Linked DNA regions of Mus musculus: region 2 is linked to region 1. A link is a loop called in an ENCODE intact Hi-C map of the cell type or tissue named here. Cell type or tissue: heart. All regions are shown on one strand.

The links. A loop is a pair of places that touch in the nucleus more often than their neighbours do. Peaks named below come from ENCODE experiments on the same cell type or tissue, not always from the same donor. Only the 100,000 strongest peaks of a DNase experiment are listed, where the experiment ranks them.
Region 2: it touches region 1 in a loop (2.3-fold over the local background); 9 of 42 quality-filtered maps call a loop at or near these places.

The regions. Positions count from the first base shown.
Region 1 is chrX:11,625,919-11,633,918 of GRCm38, reverse strand. No RefSeq gene overlaps it. Among named protein-coding and RNA genes, the nearest start is that of Gm34187, 96 kb to the right of the region's middle. In heart, a CTCF peak has its summit at 3,810 (motif pointing left); no DNase peak of the experiment used is centred here; H3K4me3 peaks cover 866 bases; H3K27ac peaks cover 719 bases; H3K27me3 peaks cover 709 bases.
Region 2 is chrX:12,064,369-12,072,368 of GRCm38, reverse strand. The region is part of intron 1 of Bcor (BCL6 interacting corepressor); the gene reads left to right. Among named protein-coding and RNA genes, the nearest start is that of Bcor, 12 kb to the left of the region's middle. In heart, no CTCF peak of the experiment used is centred here; a DNase peak (open chromatin) is centred at 3,018; H3K4me3 peaks cover 1,327 bases; H3K27ac peaks cover 1,008 bases; H3K27me3 peaks cover 6,960 bases.

The sequences.
Region 1 (8,000 bases):
CCCGGCATGGTAGTCCACGCCTTTACTCCCAGCACTTGGGAGGCAGAAGCAGGCATATCTCTGACTTCCAGGCTAGCTAGCCTGGTCTATGGAGCGAGTTCTAGGACAGCCAGGGCTACACATAGAAACCCTGTCTCCAAACCTGCCCCCGCCAACACACACACACAAAGGGTATTCTGTACAGAAAGGCAGAGCCTCTGTCTCATTCATCTCAGTGGCTTCGATGCCTACAGCAGCACCAGAGCACACACTAGCAACCAATGACTGGATTCTTTTAGTACTGACTTTGAGAACTAGTTTACCATAGACACTGTTTGGAAACTCATTCTCCTTAGTCCTCTCCTAGTGTTCTGGATTGGAATGAACTCTGGAAAAGCCTGGCTTGCTGGGATTGAAAAGATATCTACCAGCAATTTTCAAAGAAACCACAAATTAATTTGGCCTTAAGGCCCATGTTTTACTCATTAGTCAACTGGCAGATGTAAAAGATGCTGTAGAAGGGGAAGAGCAAAGACGTGGAAGGCTTGAAGGGAGGATGGGAAATGGAATCACAGGTCCTCAGGTGAGCGTGAAGAGCCCCATGCTGGTTAGGAAGGGGAACTCTTCAAGAGTTGAAGGTTTGAGTGGGGACAAAATTATGATCAGTTTTCGGGAGGATTAAACTAAGGGGATGCTGTTTGGAGAAGGGTGGGGGTGGGTAAGTGTAAGGAACTGTCTGGGCAAAGACATGGAGCTGGGACATATAATGAATTAGGCTCCTCGGTGTGGGTGTGGGTTGAGCACCTTGCCATATTTGGAAAAACAAAACAAAACAAAACAAAACAACAACAACAACAAAAAACGGCACCGCTCACTAAGAGATCTCTCTTCCTTGACCCATGGGCAGTAGGTAGGAGATTACATGCCCTCTATTATCATTAGATGACCTACTTAGGAGCTGGGGAAGCAGCTCAATAGTAGAGCCCTGGGTTCAAGCCTCAGCACTATAAACAAACAAAATTAGCCCAACGGCTAAAAGTGCTTGCCTTTTGGGGTAATTGAACATAGGCCTGGACTATGCTGAGCAAGCACTGTACTGTCCTGAGCTCTGTTCTTAGACCTCCTCTCATTTCTTTTAATTCAGGGGTTCACTCTATAGTCCAGGCAGGTCTCGAACTTGAACTCCTCCTGCCTCAACCTCCTGAGTAGTGGAGATTACAGGCCTCTGCTATCAGATCCTGCTGAGAGGAAAAGAAATCTCTTGATGGCAGTTTACAGAGACACAGATGAGATGGCTCATGTTAGGTGAAGCAGGAGGACACTGGCCACAAGCTGCACACCTTGGCCCTCCACTGTTTTGCCTGTGTGACCCTAGGCAGGCTAACTTAACTTCATTGAGGCTCAGCTTCTTCCCTTGTAAATTGTAGAGGCGATCTACCTGAGAGGCTGGTGGGTGGCTTAAGTGAGGACACATACTGACAGTGTGAGAACTGTGCTGTCCCCAACGTTCTAGTTTAATGAGACGTTACCACAATATCTTGCCCACATGCTGTAGAAGTCTGAGCTCAGCTGTCAGTTACCCGGAGACACACAGGTCTAGAGTCCGGGTTTTGAGCTCTTGGGCTTAGCTCCTCCACCCACGGGCTCCTCTCTGCCTGAAAGCAGATGGTCGGGGAGACAGACAAAGCCAGACAGGAGAAGCAGCAACTTGCTCTTGAACCAGCTGACAACCCCCCCTCTCTCCTCCCAGCCTCACCCTAGGCCGGGAGCGCGTGCTGGGAAGAGGATTAAATCAATGGCAATTCACATCTCTCCAGAAACCGGCTCCCTGATCCGAACTAATAAGCAAATCATTAGTGAATTAGGGCTGGGGAGGGCTCAGCGCAGCGTTCCTTCTCCTCTGGCTGAACGTACAGCGACAGGCGTCAAAACCCCAACCACTTTCCTAGGCGACCTTGAGATGATCACACCACAGAGGCTATTTTTGTGCTAAAACAACAACCGCGAGACCCCCTTCCCAACTCAGCCAGATCCCAGAACCTCCGGAGCTACGACAGGCAAGCTGGACCTTTCTTCCTCCTACTGCAGCTAACCACAGCCAATGGCACGAAACCTTGCCTTCCTTACCGTGCTGTAAACCCTGAGTATGTTTGCAACAGTGAGGACAACCAGAAGCCAAACTGCCTTCCCCTCCCCCAGCCCTGGGCACAAACTTGGCCCCCTTGCTTATTTCCTGGTGAAAGCCCATTATCTCTCATTTACATCTAAACTAGCTTTTCATACTATTTTAAAGGCCGCTCCTCCCCTTCTGTAATCTCCCTGTGCATGAATTAAAAGTTGATTCTTGAAACGCACAAATCTTGGGGGCAGTTTCTTTTTCCTCCTTATTTGCATACGCTGTTTTGGACTAACCCTTTTATTTCCTCCCAATTATGATTTCTGGTGTGTTTTCCAGAGCTTTACAACATGGCATCTGATTATACACAAAGCTTCAGAATAAAGCCCTGTTTTTCCCTTCATTAACGACACAAAGGATGGCTGTATGATCCACACAGCACTTTGTGATTTAATACAGCTTACGCTCTAAATCGCACCCGGCTTGGGCAAAGCAGATTTGGGAGTGAATCAACGCATTTTCTTGCTGCCAGGAGCTCCCTTGCAGATTCCAGCAAATTCTTTCACCACACGGAATTAGCATTTGATTAAGCTCTGCAGACACGTTCAAACTTTTACCACTGAGTCCTGGCAGGGTTGTAGTAATCTGCCGAGAAGGAGAGGCATCTAGAACAGCCACGACTACCTGACCTGTCCCCAACAGATTGAGGGAGAGGGTACCTGAAAGTGAGCAGAGGGTGTGTGTGTGTGTGTGTGTGTGTGTGTGTGTGTGTCTGACAGTGAGGGGCGTTGGATGTCTACTTGAGTTAGGACCTTTCTTTCCTACACTTAACCCTGGACAAGCTTTCTCACTTAGCGTGCTTTCTAACGGAGCACTGCAATGATAGTTATGACTTAGGACTCAGGAGGCATATGACCTTCAACTAGAACCTGCCTGGTCTCAGGTTCAGGGAAATGGGACTCAGCATCCCTGTCGAGTCCCAAGGTCCTTTGGCTGGAGTTGCTTCCAGGACGGCTTCCAGCTAAGCTTCCCAGAAGCCTGAGTGGAAAATCTCGTCCATTTCCATTATGCAAATACAAGAAGCGGAAGTTTATCAAACTGGGGCTTTGTACCTCGAAAGTGGGTGTGCCAGCATGGGGGGCTATAAAGGCTTTATTGCCACAAGTTTGGGGTGATTGCTTCCCTCGCAAATGCCGGGAGCAGGATTGAATTATGCAGGTCTTCCAAACAGGTGGCAATAAAAACTTTACAGTCTCCCACACCATCACATATTTTGTTTATGCCTCTTAGGTGTCTTATTTTGTTAGAGGCTTTTTCTTCCTTTTTTTTTTTAACTCTTCTGTTACTATGGAAACAGAAATAGGTGGAGGTGTTTCTGGCTACCTGTTTTGGTAGATGGAACGCAAGTGAACTATCACTGGGCACTCTGATAGATGGAATAACTGACGTCTGGGGAGGGTAGGAACTAATTAGTTCTGGAATATCATAGCTCTTGAATTCTTTCTTTGGGGAAGAGAGGGAGTGAAGGGGAACATGTCCATTTCACAGATGGTAAAACAGAGGGACAAAACAGGTCTTTTTTGCAGTCAGCAAGCCAGAAGAAAACAGCAAAAGGGCCAAGAAACTTAGTGTCTGGTTTTCTAGGGCTGCAAAGCCAAAATTAGTGATGCCCTTTTGGTAACCTGAGGTCAGACTGCAGTGACATCTGCTGGCAGAGACAGAAGTGGCCCTAGCAGGATTTTCCGTTGCTGGCAACTGCCAGGCCAGGAGCTTGTGGGTCTGTCTGGTTCCCAGTGTTGGCTCCTAGGTGACTTCCTTGGCTGGGAAAGAGAGTTGCACAGCCCTCCCCTTGTCCTGACTGAGTTAAGAGAAGCAGAGTGAGATGGTGAGTCATGGATGTTGTGAGGACTTGGGTCCAGATCCCAGATACCCTTCCCTATTCTAGAAGGTACAAGTCACTGGCCGGTGGGAGGAAATATCCAAGATAGGTTTGTTGGTTCTTGTTGCTAACCAGAGAGTTCTCTCGCTTGGGGGTCCTGGGTCTCTTTTTGGAGAGGTTCCAACTCTTATTTTTTACAGGAAAACTAGGATGAAGAAGGCAGTTAAAGGCAGTTCCAAGGAATTCGAATGATGCCCAGAGACATTGTCAGCAACTGCAGAGAAGAGGAGCCCCTGAAGGGAGAACATGTCCCTTGGGGACACTCATGTACACGATGGCATCCTCACTAGAATGAGGAAGTTGGTGGGGGAGCTCACTGATATTAAGGAAGATCTTAGTTCATAACCTCCCTGTAAACTTGACAAATACCCAGTCCTACCCTGAGTCTTGGCTTCCCCATTTAAGAGAGCCTGATTTTATTACTGTCCTAGCTCTGTGCCTTGGAGACATGTGATAATCATCTACATCTGTAGACTATGACACCCAACAAAGGGCTGTCAGACATTCCTGTTTACCTGGGATGTCCTATGTCAGTGACATCCTTGCCTGTTTTGGATAACTGGTTAGGCCTAGGAAGCTCTGTCTAACCATGTTAACCTATGGCAATGGTTCTCCAACACTGTGTAGACCTGGGCTGGTTCGGCAGCAGCTTGTTACCCTGTAAATGACAACCTAACACAGAAATCAAGAAAAGACATTTTAGAACTTCAATGTGTCAGAGCCATTCTATGTCCTATTGACTCCAAAGGCCATTAAAACTTAGGGTTTAAAAATATGGAATCCCCCGTCCTATAGTTGTTCATTTTTTGTTGTTTTTGTTGTTGTATTTCACAAGAGATTTGTCTGTGAAAGTTTCGGGGAGGGGAGTAACCTAACAAGAAATAACAGGTCCTTCACCACAAATCATTTGAGAAGCACTCTCTTGTGGGGTCCTTTGGCTAGCTTCCTATAGCTTCCTATAGTGAGCTGTCCCTGCCTCTGGGACATCACTTGGGCAGCTAGGCACAGCTAGCTATTTTCTCACCAAATGAAGTTGTGAATGACCGTCTCTGTCAGAAAGGCCTGTTCCATGCTGCTGGCCAGGCTGGCCATAGTTTAATGGGGGATATTCATCCAGCTGTTGGTGCTCTCTTAGCCTCACTGGGACACACCTGCCTCCCAAGGTGGCTCCTGAGACCTCTGTTCTCTCCATCTTCCCAGGCTTTGAAAGCTGGGTGAGAAATCCAAAAGGCCCCCTCCCAGCTCTCTTTTGGTTCTGCCCTAAGTGGACCTGAGTGAATGGAAGGAGCTATTGAACAAGCAAATGAGCTTTCATGATCTACTTCATTAGGCTGTGAATCCCTGGACCTACTATCCACACAGGCCCAACTTAGGCTTGTTTTTCATCTGTGTGCATCACTTCAGGGGTCTGCCCCTCCTTATGCTAGGCCCATTCCTATGGACCTACTTGTCCAGGTGCTGTGTCCTGTAGTACACTCTTTGGGCTGAGCCTGCAGAATTTGGTGGGGGTTGTTTATGATTGAAAGGTTGTGACTTAAAGCCAGTTATCTCTCTTAGCCTCTCTCCTCGGAATCTGGTAGGCCACATCATACATATTAAGTTGTTTGTAGTACTGGTTATGATCGAAGTGAGGAAGGGCCCCCAAAACATTCTTAGGAATTGAGATCTGATTTTGTTTTCTACTTTCTGTGGTCTTGAGAAATTAAAGGTACAGCTTCCATGATCTTGTATGTAATCTGGGGATTACAAAAATCTCCTTCATATGCTTGCCCTAGATAAAAAAAAAGGATGCTGGGGGGAGAGGCATACAGTGGGGACAGGACACATCAGCTATTTCAGAGTTCTCTCCTTCCTACTTATGATTTCTCCTCCCCTGCCTCTGTGGATTTGCTTTCTCCGGGAAAGGCCCGTTTGCCATGCTTCTCTGCTCCACTTTCACCAGGGGACTCAGCCAGTAGGTTGACCCAAAGGTATTTTGTGTAGACAAATGGGTGCCTTCTTCTGGTGCATGGCGGGGAGTGTTTGTGGATGACTGCACATGGGTGGGTAGGCACCTTCCATTTCCCCATCATGTGACCCAAGCTCTCAAGGCCAATACTAGTATTCTTTCTATGCACCATTGGCAGGTTCTGGACAAGAAAGGTAGTCCAGTTGAGTGCACCCTCTGACCACTACTCAACCTTTGGGTTCTTTCAAACTGTTACATGACCTCATTCCTAAGCTTGCCTGGAGCCAGTGTATTTTTTCAAGTATGCAGATAATCTCTTTCCCTGTATGTTGCTAATTTTATAAATTGTATTTGCATGTGTTTTTTTTTTTCTCTTTCTATCTTTAGTTTCGTCCCCTCCCTCCCTGCTCCTGGTAGAACATCCCCCACGGCCTTTTACCTTAGTCAGCCTGTTTGCATGATTCCAGCATTAAAGAAAAAAAAAACAAATAAATATAATCCAGAGGAGGAGTAGCAATAAATCAAGCCATTATATTAATTATTGTCGTGATTGGAGTTCTCCAGAGCTGAAAGGTAATAGGGGCGATGCATATTTTAACACCTATTTAATGTCAAACTCGGTACTTTTAAAGCTTTGCGTTTTATTTGACTCTTCATCCGAAAAGTTCTCCAAGACACTGATAAGTCTAGAAAAACCTAATGGAGATCTACTGAGCAGCTGCCAGACACTTGGCTGACAGTGTGAGTTCAGCTGGTGTTTCCTGAGCTGTGCTAGAATTCACAGAAGGGTGGTGCCAAGTGCTTATGGCTCCACACCTTTGATGATTAGTGTTTGTTGTTGTTGTTGTTTTTTGTTTTGTTTTTTTGTTTTTTGTTTTTTTGTTTTTTTTGTCCTGTTGCTGTGAGAAGATACCTGAATTAAGCGATGTAAAGGAAGGAGAGGCTCACTTTCTCCCACGACGTGAGGGTCCAAGACCATCATGGTGGGATGTCGTGGATGGTGGAAAACGAAATTGGTCCCTGTGCTACAGGAAGCAGGGTGTGATGAGTGCAGTTGTCCAGCTTACTTTTTCTGTTTTGCTCAGTCCTGGACCCACCTACCTTCAGGATGGTCTCCCCCTCACTCCCCCCACACACCCCCCACCCCCGATTCAAATTAAACCTCTCTGAAAACACTTTCACAAACACGCCCAGAGGTGTGTTGCCATGGTGATTCTAAATCCGGTCAAGTTGACAAAGAAGATTAACCAACCCAGTTCTCAACCTCCTGCCCCAGCATGCATTGCAGCTGTGCTCTCTTTCAATAAAGTGCGACTGTTTCTGGCCACACTCTGGGTGTTTCAGGTACTACTGTAAGACAAATTACTTTCAAACTTAGCAGCCTGAAACCATTTATTAAAATCCTTGCAGACTCTGCTCGCTGGCAACGGAGACAGAACCCAGCAGAAACGGCTTGTCTCTGCTTTAGGGTGCTTGGAGTGTCACCGGGAAGGCTCAGAGTCTGAGGGCTGGAGCCATTAGAAAGCCTCGGCAGTCATAGCATCCAGTAGTTGAGTCTAGTTGCCAGCTGAGCACTTAGCTGACCTCTTTGGTAGCCCAGGCTTCGTCTTGAAATGGTGATTGGGTTCCAAGGATGAGTGATGACAGACAGAGTCAGGTTACACAGTGTCAGTTTCCTTTTCTTTTAGTGCCCCCCACCTTTTTTTTCTTTTTTTCTTTTTTTTTGGGGACAGGATCTCTTCGTAGCCCAGATTGGCCTAGCACTCAAGATCTTCCTGCATCAGACTCTTAAGAGCTGTAATTACTTGTGTCAAGGGCAGTTGTGCAGCATCCTATCCATGGAGGTAGGAGTGGTTACAGAACATAGACTTCATCTCTATATCATTAAATTTTTAGATGCATGTACATGCGTGTGCACAGATATAGGCAAGTACCATGAAGCGAATGTGGAAGTCAAAGGACGACTTTGCTTCTTCCAGGACGTGGGTCTTAGGGATTGAACTCCAGCTGTCAGCCTT
Region 2 (8,000 bases), 440 kb before region 1:
CATCTCAATCATAGGACCAGTCCAGAAGTCAGCATTTCCCCTGAGAACAGAGAGTCCAGGCCACCTACTACTTACTGATGTTTGGCCCTCCAAGCAGGGCATCTCATTGTGAGAGATTTGTAGTATGTAGTGGGAGATTGTGAAATCTCCATTTCAGTGACCTTAGAGATTGCAGTGATGTTTAGGGGAAAGTGGGCTCTGGCTTCCTACTGGATGAATTACCTAAGTTTCATGTGCTGGCTCTTGCAGTTGACACACAAAGCCTTAAGATGTCTTCTGCACTTACCTGAGGTGAAGACAATATGTGAAAGTGGGGATTTCAAGTGACACAATTAGGCCAATAATTGGCTCCTCTCCTGCAACTCCAGGACTGAGTTTGACCATGGCCCATTTTTACTAGCTGTGTGACCTTGGGGGCAAGTTATTTATGGCCTCTGAGCCTCTGTATGTTTCTTCATTTGTATGACTGGGAATAATTATCTACCTTTAGGATCAAAGACACTGTTTGGCACATAGTAGGCCCAGAGGGTTAATAATTGCCCTGAATGACTGGTCATGTTTCTATAAGTTGCTCCTTAGCTCTGCAGTGTCCCAGGGACCAAGGATGCATGCAGGTTAGCTGCCCCCTCCAGGGACATTCCTCTGGTTGGGCCTATAGGGGCTCCTCTCTTTGTTTAGAGTTCTTTGCCTTATGCCTTTAAGGGATTCCATATGCAACGACTTGGATCCCCCCCCCCCCTTAAGTGGGATCATTATATAGGTCAGAATTGATTCCAGAACTGGTATCTAGGTGCCATTTGGCACGTTTTCCAGTCATTATTTCAGAGGAGGGGACAGGGCTGCTGGAGAGGACCTAGCTGGAAGAGGTGCAGGAATGGCTGCTACAGCAGCCAGAGGTGCTGTGGCGTGATAGGGATTAGGTCCGGATGTTATGAAGGCTCACTGTGGTTTTCAATAAAGTCAGCCAGAGACTGCTTCTTTTATATCGATATGTATTTAAAAGAAATTACTAGCACGAGAAGAAAACCAGACCTGTATGGATCCAGGCCGGTAGTAAGCTACTGTGATCAGGTTCCCTCTTCGACTCCCAGAGGGGAAGTCAGCTTTTGATTGAAGCTACACTTGGTTCTTGACTCTCAGGGGATGCCTGCTCTGAAACAGGAGCTCCCCCCCTTCTTTCCCTAAAAGCCTTTGTGCTGAAAGAGCTTCAGTAGGCATGAATCTCTGGTCCCTCTGAAGAAAGCCTTGCGGCCTTTGCTGACGTTGGTTTGTGAACAGTGGAGCAGTGGATTTTACCAGGCCAGCACCCCCCCCCACACCTCCACCCCACCCCCTGATTTAGCTCACTAGTTAGAGGTAGTATATGGGCAGGGTGCTCCTGACTGGTGGTGGCTGCAGCGTGGAGCCCAGCTGCCTGGAATCTGAAGGCTCTGTAACCTTTGAAGGGGGCCCCCTCATGAGGGGGCAGAGGTGCGGAGCTCGAGGACCCAGGGTTGTTTTGGAGGGTCTGTTTGTTTTCTCCAGTCTCCGAGAGGCTGAGGGTGGAGACGGACGGACGGGCAAGAGTGTGTTCCAGCTTTGAGTCTGATTTAAAAAAAAAAAAAAACAAACTTGATTTAATTGGAGAAACTCCTAGGCATTTCACAGTTCTGTACAAATGCAAACTTGAAATAGCTTGAGACCTACGTCATTTTTAGGAAAGGATAAATGAAGTACAAAAGTGTTCAAACTATGTAAATCCTTGGAGTTGTCTGCCCTCCCATAAACACATGACAAGTGCCAAGGCATTTCCAGTCAAAACATCCATGGACCCAGCAGTCTCCTTCCTTTGTATTTATTATTTTATTAACAGCATTTTACACAGCATTTAACAAGCCCAGACTGCCCGCTTTCCACAGTGCCTGGGTGGAAGATGGGTGGGGGTGGGGGAAAGTGGTCTACAAACCCACTAGAGATCTCCCGATGGACAGGCAGTCTATCTCTACTGGCCAGCAAGGAGCCAAAAGTAGTACTGAGGAGAGAGCTCCCTTCCTATCCTAGGAGTGTTTTTGGGCTTCTAGAATGTGTCTGCTCCCATAGTCTACGTGGAAGGTAAATCAGGGTCTACTCCTGGCTACTCTGCCCCTTGGTTATTAGTGATCTTCAAAGAATGAGTATTTGTCTGTCGTTATTCTATATCCTGGTGGAAAGTTTCTAACGAAAAGTAATGCCTTTCTTAAGTCATAAAATGAGCCTTGTATGATTATTTAATTAAAATCTATTTAAGGACCGATTAGGCGTGTAATTTGCGCTAATAATGACGATTATGGAAATGTTCAACTTAACCAAAAAGCATAAAGGAGACATTTTGATCAGTGGGGCGACCAGTAAGTATTCAATGAGTTGGGCAATTTCTGAAAGACCAGAGGCGGACCTCTGTGGCCCTGCACAGAACTGCAGACATGTCCAGCCTCTGTGACAACCTCGGGGGGCTGCAGGCCTCTCTATCACAGCCCCAGCCTACCCACTTTGTCCAGTGGCCAAGTAGCGTGAGCAGCCATCTCTTCCCATCCAGCGCCTCCAGACTCTACCAGAGGCACAAACTCTGGGAGAGGGCTGATAAACCACAGCGAAATCACTGCGAAATGGCGGTGCTCTTGGGCTTAACAAACTGCACCGAGAAACGCACGCTTCCTTGGCTGGCCTTGGATAGAGCCCGGAGGGGTGGGGTGTGGGGGGGAGCCAGGGTCCCTTGTTCCGGAGAAAGCTGCCAGCTGCTGGTCTTGGTGCGAAGGCGAAGGCAGACACAATGCTGCTGTTGTTGGTTTGATCTCTAACTGTGGATTGTTAGTCTGGCTTTAACTATGTGGTAAGGGGGGAATGTGAAGGCTGTTTACAGCGAGTGCAAATAATGTGACAGCTGTTGGCGCGCGAGCCGCGCTGCGCCTCCTCAGCACTCACACAAAGCGCGCACTATGCAGGCAGGCCCCGTGGAGGAGCTGCAGAGGTGGCCACCACTTTGTGGCTGGCGCTTTCGGATGAGAGAAAGCTGGGTCACATCCCGTCACCAGTCACATCCCCAGCATGCACCTTAAGGACTGCCCAAAGGGTGGGGTAGGGGTGTGGGAGGGTTTATATGTTGTGGTTGAGGGATCTTGTTAGACCGAGGTGTCAGGAGAAGGCCTGGGGAAGGTGGGGGTGGGGCCCGGAGTGTCACTGTCTAGAGGGGTTTGGCCAAGATCCATGAACCTGGGTCCTCAGCTGCTTGCGGCAGAGTTTGCAAGATTCGGGAAAACAACCAGCAGCCCCAAATAAAGCTTGTCGGGAAGAATTAAGTGAAGGCCTTCTGGGGATCCCGCAGGCTCTGAAGGCTGTTCTTCCTTTGCAATGGCTCTATTCAGATAAGTTAGAGAGAGGCGCGGCTGTGTTCTGGCCACTGTTCTTCAGGGTGGAAATGCAAGTGTGTGGGTTCAGGATCCAAAGGCGTTTGCATTTTCCGGGAAAGGGGTGCAGGTTGACTTGGAGCCACACGGTCTCATAAGCTCCCCCTGGCAGAGCACACCGGCCTTCAGCTACAGCCTCCAAAGGCCTGGTAGAAGAGGCACCACCCGCTGGGCACTAGGGTGCTGTGATAGGAGAGCAGGAGAAAGGTGATGGTGAGGACCAGCACTCTGTCCAATCCTGGTGATGCATCGCATAGGATGCATAGATATAGTCTAGAACTTGGGTCAGTCTCTTGGGTGGCCTGGGGCAAGCTGGGAGGAAAGGGTCACCCCAACTCCTCAGGAGTCCCGAGGTCGAAAGGAGCCTTCCCAGGATATAGAAAGGCTGTTCCCGGGCTATGGAAAACCTTTTCAGGCTGACTTAATTCTACAGCCTCCTTCTGGGTTACTTTGGCCCTTGTGTGGCCAGCCGACAGGCTGTCTGAGTCTAGAAACTCCCCACCCCCCAGGTAGGACTTCTTTCTACATATTCCCCTCGGGGAGCTGGGAGATGCTTCTGGAGTGATACATGAACTTCGGTGCCAGTTCTATAAATTGGTCTCTTTTTATGACGTGTGCCATTTTCTGTAGGAATGTTGCTTGCAAAACGAGTTTCGCCTTGGAGGAAAGGCGGAAAGATAAACAAGCCTGTAACGCCAAAACACTGGCAGTCTTTCCTTCCTTCCAGCTCCCTTAAAGCAGCCGGGCTGTATTTCCAGGATTAGACTCATGCTTGTAAGGAGGGACTCTGTTGGCTTTTTTTCCCCCCAAGCAAATGCAAATTAGAGAAAAATAATTTTCTTTCAACGATATGCAATGTATTAGTCACTTGGTATCGTGCTCTCAGGCAGGCCTCATTTGCGCGTCTGCCAGCTCGCTCACATCTGCTTGGCGCTGTTGGGGCATTTTAACCTTGGCGGTGTCGTGTCTAGTCCCATGGATCAAGAAAGAGTAATTAAGCTCTGAACAGCCACAAAAATTCGTGGGTCCCCATCTATATGGCTTTGTTTTGGGGTGCTTTGAGTTCCAAGGCTGAGTAGCAGACCTGGAATTCTTATTGTTCCTTGTAAAGACCATGAATCTGGCTCTCCTGCCCATCCCAGCCCCCCAGCCTTCCCAGGACGTCCAGGCTCTGCACAGTCTACAAGAAGCGTGCATGCAGATTTCAGGACCCTTGCATGTTGCGCCTTACTTCCTTAAAAAGTTTCTTTGTGTTTCCTAAGGATAGCCTTTTGTATAACTTGTTACTTTCTGTAGCAAATGTGTTTAGTTTATACAAAGCCTTAGTGGAAACTAAGTACTCCACTACTTAGCCGAGTACTACTACGGCCTTGATTGACATGGGCCATTTATTTAGGATTCCTCTCTAGGTTGTGTGGATTCCCCAGTGGGGGACAGAACTCTGTTAGGCTGGATCAAGTGTTAGGTGGGGGCGGGGCGGGGCGGGGCGGGGTGGTGGTGGAGGGGGATGGGATGTGAAAAGGAGTGCTGGCTTTCTTCCTAAGTTCTGGGTGCTGGTGCTGGGTCCACCTCCTTTTCAAGGACCTCTTGCTTCCAAATTCACCCCAGTGCGCTTTGGATGCAGATATAGTTCACTGACTAGTTTATCTGGCGCAGCCTGAGGTAATCGGAAAGAACAAAAGGCAGGGAAGGGAGTCTCTGGCCATTCCTGTAGAAGGGAGGGGGAAATAGCCATCCCTGTCCTTGGGTTGGGAGCGGTGGTAAATCTGATCCCCATAGCTGGGATTCTGCCTCGGGTAGAGGATGGATGCCCAGCAACCCACTTTTAGTAGACTCTTGGGGTCTGCCCTACCCAGGGCTCCGTGCCTGTCCTATTTTACAGTATACCACCACACTCAGCTCTCAGCTTAGGGGAGAGTCCAGAGGTACAGTCTGACCGAAGGAAGCTCAAAGTGAAGGTAGGGTTTGCAGTCCTAACTCTACCGGTAAGCTCGGGAGCATGTCCCTTGAGGGCTCAAATTCCGCCTGAACCCACTCAAAAGTTTATTTTTGTTTGAAATTTGATGATGAAGACCAAAGGAGTAGTGAAGGCTCCCGCAGCGGAACTCTGGAAGTTCCCGTGAGAACGCAGGGTTCCAGGGGTTAACTAGGGTCTTTGGGGAGGGTGGCTGCCCAAGGGGAGAACTGGCAGTTTCTGGAAGGCCTGAGGGGGTTTCTGGCCAGGTCTGCTACCTCTCCCTGCTGGGACCTTGGCAGGGAGCTGTAAGGAGGGGCAGAAGGGGCTAGTGAGCTCTGAGCAGGGAGCGAGTGCTGGGAAAGACAATCCCTTTGTTGCAGACTCCTCACATCAGGCTCTGCAGAGGCATGGAGAGGGGGCCGCCCCTCCTCCTTTCTCCCTCCGCTGCCACTGAGGGTCAAGTTTATTCCCTATCCCGATGGCTCTCTGCCGTGACCCTGGAGCTTCAGGAAGAAACTAGAAAGGTTCTGTATGCTGGGAAGGTCAGGTCTGTGTGAGCATGGCCATCGTCCGTCTCCTCCGCGCCTGCTCCCTGACTTTAGTCTTTTACTAATGTAAAATTTGGGGTTGTGGGTGGCGACACCCACAGAGCCAGTGGTTGTGGTTTGGAGTGTGCACCTGGGCAGCCTGGCTCACACACCTCTAACCCCACACCTCAGATAGATGCTAAATGGCTCAGGACCTGGGAGCAATTTGAGGGTCCCTTGCTCATCTGGGAAAGCAGCCCAGGAGGACCCGCCCTGCATTGCATATCCGGGAAAGCATTTTCTTTTCATTTCCCACCCCCACATAGGCCCTCCCCCCAACATTCTAAAATAGGAACGTCTTTCCCCTCCCTTCCTTGACACCCAGAGCGTGGTGCTGCTGTGACTCAGTCTGCTTTTGGAGCAACCCCAGGAAGGGCTGGCGCTAGCTTTGGGCTTGGGTGAAATCCACATCAGTTGTGTTTTCCCCCTCCTGGTCTGGCCCCTCTGTATCTCCCTCGTCAGCTCCCCACCCATGATAGATAGGAGACCGCATCACCATTCTGAACAGCGTGTTTAGTGGAGTCAGATGCTGTTGGATGGGGTTAACGGGCTCCAGCGATTGCCAGGCAAAACTCAAGTCCAGAGTGCAGCCAAAGTCTCTAGAAAACACAGGGCCAAATATTTACAGAGGGGGACCAAGGTTGGAGAGATTCAGCCACCTGCCCAGGGACACAGGGTGGGTGAGGGTGAGAGCCAAAGAGAATGGACACTGACTGGGACCAGGCTACCCATGTGCCACCTAAGCTTCCTATTGTGGGTGCAGTGCTACAGATGGACCTGTTCAATCTTTGGCTGCTGCCCACATAACTGCCCGTAGGGTGGTGGCCAGAAGGGCCTAGGGAAAGAACTTAATCCCAAAGAAGGGACTGCCAGTGTTTGAGAGGTTTCATCTCTTCCTAGTCTCTGGAAGCAATATTTTTCCTATTGTGGGTGCAGGGGTCACCGGTGGCAGTGGAAGATGATCTGCCACTATGGGGTGGCAGTGGGGACAACAGACAGTTGAGCCTAGTGTTGCTACTGCCTTCACTGCCTCCTCCCCGTTGTCTGCAGGGGGAGATCTTAAATGTCCTTAAAGAAGAAACAAGTAAGTGGGCTGCGGTGGCATATGACTTTAAGCCCAGCAGAGACACATCCATCTCTTGAGTTCCAGGCTAGCCACGACAGAAAGACCTTGCCTTTTAGAAAAGGAAAGAGTATGCTCTTCTGCATCTCTATGTGCTGTCTTGGCAGGGATCGACTAAACGGTGTTAGTAGGTACACCTTGGGGGTCACCTGATGTCTTTTCAGAACATGAAGCAATTGGGCTCCTTTTTAGAGATGCCTGGGTTGGAGGGACAGCACCTAATCTTGGTCCTGCTCAAACCAAGCATGGGTACTCTAGCCACTCTTTGGCTCAGGAGCAAATGATTGTTCACCAAGTCTGTTCAGGTGAGTCCTCCGGCTCTCCGTTAAACACAGTAAGTTCTAAGGACTGCAGCCACATACCAATGCATGCTTGCCACATAGAGGTTCCCCCAGACCTCGGTTCCAGCAGGCAGATACTGCACTTAGCAATCGACCTGTTCCGTAAGACTCAGACAGCCATCCCTGCCTGGCTCACCTCTGAGCCACCTTTTCTTTGCGTTTCCTTTCTTATCCTTGGTTTTCTCTCCATGGCTGGCAGAAAGGGTTAAAATCCAGAGCAAGGTTAAAGCTAGCACCTTGCCCTCAGAACAGGCCGGTGCTTGCTTGTAAAGTGCTTTCTCATGAGTGATGTCCCACATTTTGGCACTTCTAGAGGCAAACATAGCCTGCATGTGGAAGAAGGGGCAAAGAATGAGCCTCTTCCTTATATATAGCAGCCAAGTGCCTTGAGGCACTCCGTATTCCAGCCACCATTTCCCACAGCCAAGGGTCAGCAAAGTCACCTCTTTGCTTTAGAGGTAGAGAAAAAGTCCCGGCTACTTCACTAGGACTTTCTAGAAACTGGAAGGGCTGAGATGTTCTTCTCTTCTGCTGCTTGGTCTCTCTTTGTTTTTTCACCCAGAGGTTTGG